Regions from separate parts of the Homo sapiens genome. Here region 2 is linked to region 1. A link is a contact called in ENCODE Hi-C or POLR2A ChIA-PET data. All regions are on one chromosome and are shown on one strand. Each heading gives the region's core, a stretch centred on a gene start or an enhancer-like site at or near the end of the contact. The rest is flanking DNA. Distances are from core to core; before and after follow the strand shown. Region 1 holds the start of IFT25 (intraflagellar transport 25). Region 2 has its middle 35 kb from the start of LDLRAD1.

Region 1 (2,954 bases), core at 447-2,946:
TGCCTTCTCACCCATACCCTTTCAGGCTCCCTACTTCCCTCCAAGAACATGCCAGTCTCTCCCACAACGTGACACTCTTACCAATTCTAGCGCTTCTCACACCAAAAATCCTAACCCCACTCCCTTCGCCCACCCCAGCTCTCCTGCCCCTTTCAACCTTCAGACCCTTCCAGCCCTTCCGAGCCCCTGGTGAAAGGTGGCTTGCTGTCCCACAGACCCAACCTTCCAACCTCCGATCTCCCAACCTTCACCTGCCTCCCCTTCCTTCCCCACACTCCTCCACCCCCCACTCCTCTCCTTCACCATCTATTCTTCCCTTCTTCCCACTCTAGGGGCTTCCCTCTCCTAGGACCCCAATCTCTCCATCCCTTTCCTTGCCTTCTGTTCTCAATCTTCAAGACCCTCTTCCTTCACGCCTCACTATCCCCAACTTGGCATTCCACACCCCCAACTTTTCTTCCCTGCCCCCAAGACCCCACCCTCTCTATTCCTATCCTATCTCGTTTCCTCCTTGAACCCCTAAAATCCCATTCCCTTCCCCCTTCCTTCTTCCCGCTCTCTCCCCAAGCATGCCTCTCCCCGAGTCCACCCAGGCTAATCCTGCTCCCTGTCCCACCCAGGCCCCGAACCCCAATTCTCACACGTCCCCATAGCCTGCCCCCGCACCCCTACGCCACCCTTAAACCCATCGCCCCCACCAGTATACCTCATCCTCCCCTCAACCCGCGCCCCGCCGTCCCTCTGGGGCGTCCCCTCCCCCACCCCGCCCCTCCCTAACACCCCGCCCCCGCTCCCACACGCAACCCGGGGCCCCGCGAGCGGCCCGGCCCGCGGCCGCCACCTACCTGTGCCCCTGCCCGGGGCAGCGAGCGGCAGCTCCTCGGTGACGGCTCCCTCCTCCCGCGGCCCGGCTGACGGGGAAGGGCTCAGCACCCCGGGCACAAAGCTAGGAAGGGTGGGACACAGTGAAGGTGGGAGGAGGGAGGGGGCTGGGGGCAACCAGGCGCCGTGGGACCGCGGGACCGGCGGGGGCGGGAGCAAGGCTGGGCCGGGGAGGCGCGCGTGCGCGGGCCCCGGCACGAAGGCGGGGCCGGACCTGGAGGCGGGGCCAGGCCCAGGGCAGGCGACCCGAGGGCCGAGGGTTTGGAACTCGCAGAGGTGGGCCCTGCGCGTGCGTGCTCGCGGGAGGGTGGGTCCCCTGGGTCCTGCGGGCCCCGGGGATAGAGCTGAGCTGGGGGAGGGTAGGCAGCGCGCGCCCCGGGACTGGCCTGGGGAAAGGCGCACAGGAGTGGTTTCGCATCTTGGCCCGCGAAGTAATGGGAGCCGGAGAGGGCGGGGCCGATTGTGGGCGGGGCCTGTGGGAGGCGTGGCGCTAAGAGCTAGGGGTAGGAGGGGCCGAGGCCGCCGCGAGGGGGCGGGGCTGAGGCGGGGTGGGGCCTCTGGGAGGCGTGGCGCGAAAAGCTCGGGGTAGGAGCGAGCGCGCCCGGGAACTCGGTGGAGCGAGCGCGCCCGGGAACTCGGTGGAGGCCGCGGTGGCGGGGTGGGGCGGGGCTGAGGGCAGGGCGGGGCCTGTGGGAGTCGTGGCGCAAAGAGCTCGGGGTAGGAGCGCGCGCCCGGAAACTCAGCGGTGGCCGCGGCGAAGGGGCGGGGCTGAGGGTGGGACGGGGCTTGTGGGAGGCGTGGCGCGAAGATTTCAGAGTTGGAGCGCGCGCGACCCCGGACTCCACGGAGGCCGCGGCGAGCAGGCGGAGCTGCGGGTCGGGACGCTCTGCGTGGGGCGGGGCGCAAGGGAGGTTTCGAGCCCGGAAGGTCCGGCGCCCAGAGCTAACGGGAGTCCCAGGTGAGCGGGTAGCGGGGTAGGCAGGCTGGCACCAGAGGGTATGGGGGCCTGGCCGGGCAAGGCAGAAGGACGGGGATGTTGGTGGGAAGGGAGCAACAGTGGAGGGGTGGTGAAGAGACGCGCGGCGGGAGGCGTGGAAGGGCCGCGGCGGGAGGTCTGACGCGGGCCCGCCTTTTCCTCTAGACCCTGGAAGCGCCACTACCAGCCCACGAAACTCTTTGAGGCCAGAAATAGCGTCTTGACCCCCCAAAAGGGAAAACCAGTTGTAAATCGAAATTAATTAGTCTACCAAAATGTAATGTAAGCTGTCAGCCGCAACGTAACACATCTAGCTATAAATTGTACCTAAGGTCGGGGGCATTTATATATTCTTTACATAATTTGGGGCGGGCCTCCACAAGTCTGAGGCTTTAGGGCCTTGAACTGAGGAGGAGGGTTTGGGATGGAGGTGAGAAGGTGGTGCCAGGGCTGGTTTGCCTTGGAAGCCGTGGCCCTGGCCCCTCGGAGACAGAAGCCTTAGGCCGGGTCCGTGTTTTCTAAAGTACACCACGTTCCCAATGGATGATGCTTGAAGAAAGAGCGTGAGGAGTCCAGCTGTAGCACCAGAACCAAGGGAGCTGGTCAGGGAGAAGGTCCTCTAAGGACTTGACCTGAAGAGGTTTGGGGAAAGAAGGACCACAAAGGGCATGTGAGCTAGCGATGAAAGGGTGAACTGGGGACGAAACCAGTGGCACTGGTTTAGAAGACAGGATAAGGCATCAGGGAATACCAGGGTCAGGGATTGTAAAAAATGGAAAGGATAGCACCCCAGAGTGTACCACCTTTGGTAAACTGCGGCCCTGAGGAAATTGCCTTGCTCTAAAGGGGTGGGGGATTAGACTACCTCCCAAACCTGCACTTTGTTTTGTTTTTTGGAGACATAATCGCTCGTCGCCCACGCTGGAGTGCAGTGGCGCGGTCTCGCCTCACTGAGCCTCCGCTTCCTGGGTTCAGGAGCTTCTCCTGCCTCAGCCTCCGGAGTAGCTGGGATTACAGGCACCTGCCACCACACCCAGCTAATTTTTATATTTTTAGTAGAGACGAGGTTTCACCATGTTGGTCAGGCTGGTCTTGA
Region 2 (2,700 bases), core at 153-2,652, 37 kb before region 1:
TTTCGCTCTTGTCACCCAGGCTGGAGTGCAATGGTGCGATCTCGGCTCACTGCAGCCTCCACCTCCCGAGTTCAAGTGATTCTCCTGCCTCAGCCTCCCGAGTAGCTGGGATTACAGGTGCCTGACACTATGCCCAGCTAATTTTTTGTATTTTTAGTAGAGATGGGGTTTCACTATTTTGGCCAGGGCTGGTCTCGAACTCCTGGTCTCAAGTGATCTGCCCGTCTCAGCCTCCCAAAGTGCTGGGATTACAGGCATGAGCCACTGAGCCCTACCAACTGTCAGTTGTTTTTGGTGTCATATCTAAGAAGGCTTTGTCTAACCCAAGGTCATGAAGATTTATGGCTATATTTTCTTCTAAGAGTTTTATAGTTTTAACCCTGATATTTAAGTCTATGATCCATTTTGAGTTAAATTTTGGATATAGTATGAAGAAAAAAGTCTAACTTTATTCTTTTATATGTGGATATCCAGTTGTTGTCTGGTACCGTTTGTTGGAAAGACTATTCTTGGCTAGGCACGGTGGCTCATGCCTGTAATCCCAATACTTTGGGAGGCCAGGAGTTTGAGACCAGCCTAGACAACGTAGTGAGACCCTGTCTCTACACAAAATTAAAAAAAAAAAAGTTAGCCAGGCATGGTGGCATGAGCCTGTGGTCCCAGCTACTCAGGAAGCTGAGGTAGGAGGATCTCTTGAACCCAGGAGTTCCAGGCTGCAGTGAGCTATGATCACACCACTGTACTCCAGCCTAAGTGACAGATCGAGATCCCATCTCTAAAACAAGAAAAAATACAGAAAAGACTATTCTTTTCCCTTTCAATTATCTTGGCACCCTTGTCAAAAGTCAATTGTTTGTAAAGTGAGGGTTTATATATAGACCATGCCAAGTAATTTTTTACTGGACCAGACATTAAGATTTTTCATTTGTCAGGTGCTAGGTATTTTTGATTTCCTGTAAATATTCTCGAGCTCTGTTTTGGGACTGCAGTTAAGTTACTTGAAACAGTTTGATCCTTTAAATTCTTGCTTTTAAGATTTATTGGGTGGGAGCAGAGCCATGTTTTGTCTAGGCTAATTATTACCTAGGATTAATTATTCCCCATGACTGAGGCAAGACTCTCCCGAGTGCCCTATCCAATACCCCATGGATAATGAGGCTTTCCTGTCTGACTGGTGGGAACAGAAGCTATTCTGTTTTTTATGACCATCAAAGTTAGATTCCTCTCATCCTTCTGGGTGGTTCCTACCCTGGCCTGGAGTGGGTTGCTCACACGCACATGCTGAGCAGCACTCCGCTGAAGTTCTCTCTCTGCGCATTATCTCCGGAGATGTCTCTGTGCCGCTCCTCCTCTCCAGTATGCTGTCCTGGGAGCTCCTGCTGCTTCAATTCAGGAATTCTGTTGGGCTCCGCCTCTGCTCCCCTTCCCTGTGCTGCAGCCTGGAAACTTCCCCCGCAGGCAGCTGGAGCCATCGCGGGGCTCACCTCGTTTGCTTCCTGTTTCTCCGGGATCACTGTCCTTTGTTGCCTGCTGTCTAGCACTTTGAAACTATTGCTTCATACATTCTGCCCAGTTTTTTCCAGGCAGGAGGGTGAATGTGACCCCCGTTATTCCTTCTTGGCTGCTTTCTGAATCCTTTGAGCAAATAGTCATGTGTTTTAGTTCGGGCTGCCATAACAGAATACCAAACACTTGGTGGCTTAAATAACAAATAATTATTTCTCATAATTCTGGAGGCCGGAATTCTGAGATCGGTGCCAACATGGTCAGGTTCTTCGTGAGGGCTCTCTTCCTGGTTATGGCCTCCGATGGCCTTTCCTTGGTGCAAGCATTCAGGGAGGGAGAGAAGTAGGGGGGAAGGAGGAGGAGGAGGTGGGTGGAGGAGGAGACAGCAAGAGAGCACTGTGTCTCTTCCTCTTTTTATTTAGTTTTTTAGAGATGGAATCTCGCTCGTCACCCAGGCTGGAGTGCAGTGGTGCGATCTCAGTTCACTGCAACCTCCGCCTCTCGGGTTCAAGCTATTCTCCTGCCTCAGCCTCCCGAGTAGCTGGGATTACAAGCATGCACCGCCACACCTGGCTAATTTTTGTATTTTTAGTGGAGATGGGGTTTCACTATGTTGGCCAGGCTGGTCATGAAGTCCTGACCTCAAGTGATCTGCCTGCCTTGGCCTCCCAAAGTGCTGGGATTACAGGCATGAGCCACCGCGCCCAGCCTCTTCCTCTTTTTATAAGGGCATTAATTCCATCTTGGAAGCTCCACCCTCATCATCTAATCTCACCCTAATTACCTCCCAAAGGCCCTACCTCCAAATACCATCACGTTGGGGATTAGAGTTTCAACATGAATTTCAGGGGGACACAAACATTTAGTCCATAGCAGCTTTCTCCAGAGTGTTCCAGCCCCACTCAGTCCTGGGGGTCCATACTTTGCAGATTTGTTCTCCCTCATTCGTGGAGAATACAGGCCCAATCACCATTATTTCATTTTATAGACCAGCAGACTGAGGCAGTGATTTGAGCCGCCTGTTCCGCCCAGGTGGGAGTGATGAAAGTGAATGAGATCAAGGCCTGCAAAATTCTCCATTTAGCCTGCTCAATGCCAAGGGGAAATACCTGGACCTGAGGTCAATCTGGGATTTACACTTGCCTCCAGCCTGTCCCGGCACACATTCCACACTGCTGAGCCTTGTTTTTCCCA

The links. A loop is a pair of places that touch in the nucleus more often than their neighbours do. ChIA-PET counts read pairs that join two places held with the same protein, here RNA polymerase II (POLR2A).
Region 2: POLR2A ChIA-PET joins it to region 1 with 28 read pairs in PC-3. The contact joins the enhancer-like site here to the promoter of IFT25 in region 1. A Hi-C loop is called at or near these places in 1 of 168 maps with a recorded cell type or tissue (heart right ventricle). POLR2A ChIA-PET finds 5 or more read pairs at or near these places in 14 of 52 experiments (H1, HEK293, HepG2 and 9 more).

What each region holds. Positions count from the first base shown.
Region 1 is chr1:53,944,441-53,947,394 of GRCh38, reverse strand. It overlaps IFT25 (intraflagellar transport 25), which reads left to right and starts at 1,696. Exons shown (of 6, transcript NM_016126.4): 1 at 1,696-1,840. It overlaps LRRC42 (leucine rich repeat containing 42), which reads right to left and starts at 1,045. Exons shown (of 9, transcript NM_001256409.2): 1 at 846-1,045. RefSeq lists a silencer at 730-1,799.
Region 2 is chr1:53,981,378-53,984,077 of GRCh38, reverse strand. No RefSeq gene overlaps it. Among named protein-coding and RNA genes, the nearest start is that of LDLRAD1, 35 kb to the left of the region's middle. Within about 2 kb of position 1,402, at least 13 of the 41 ENCODE cell types and tissues checked have a DNase peak (open chromatin) inside an H3K27ac peak, as active enhancers do; they include heart right ventricle, where a contact is called at or near this core.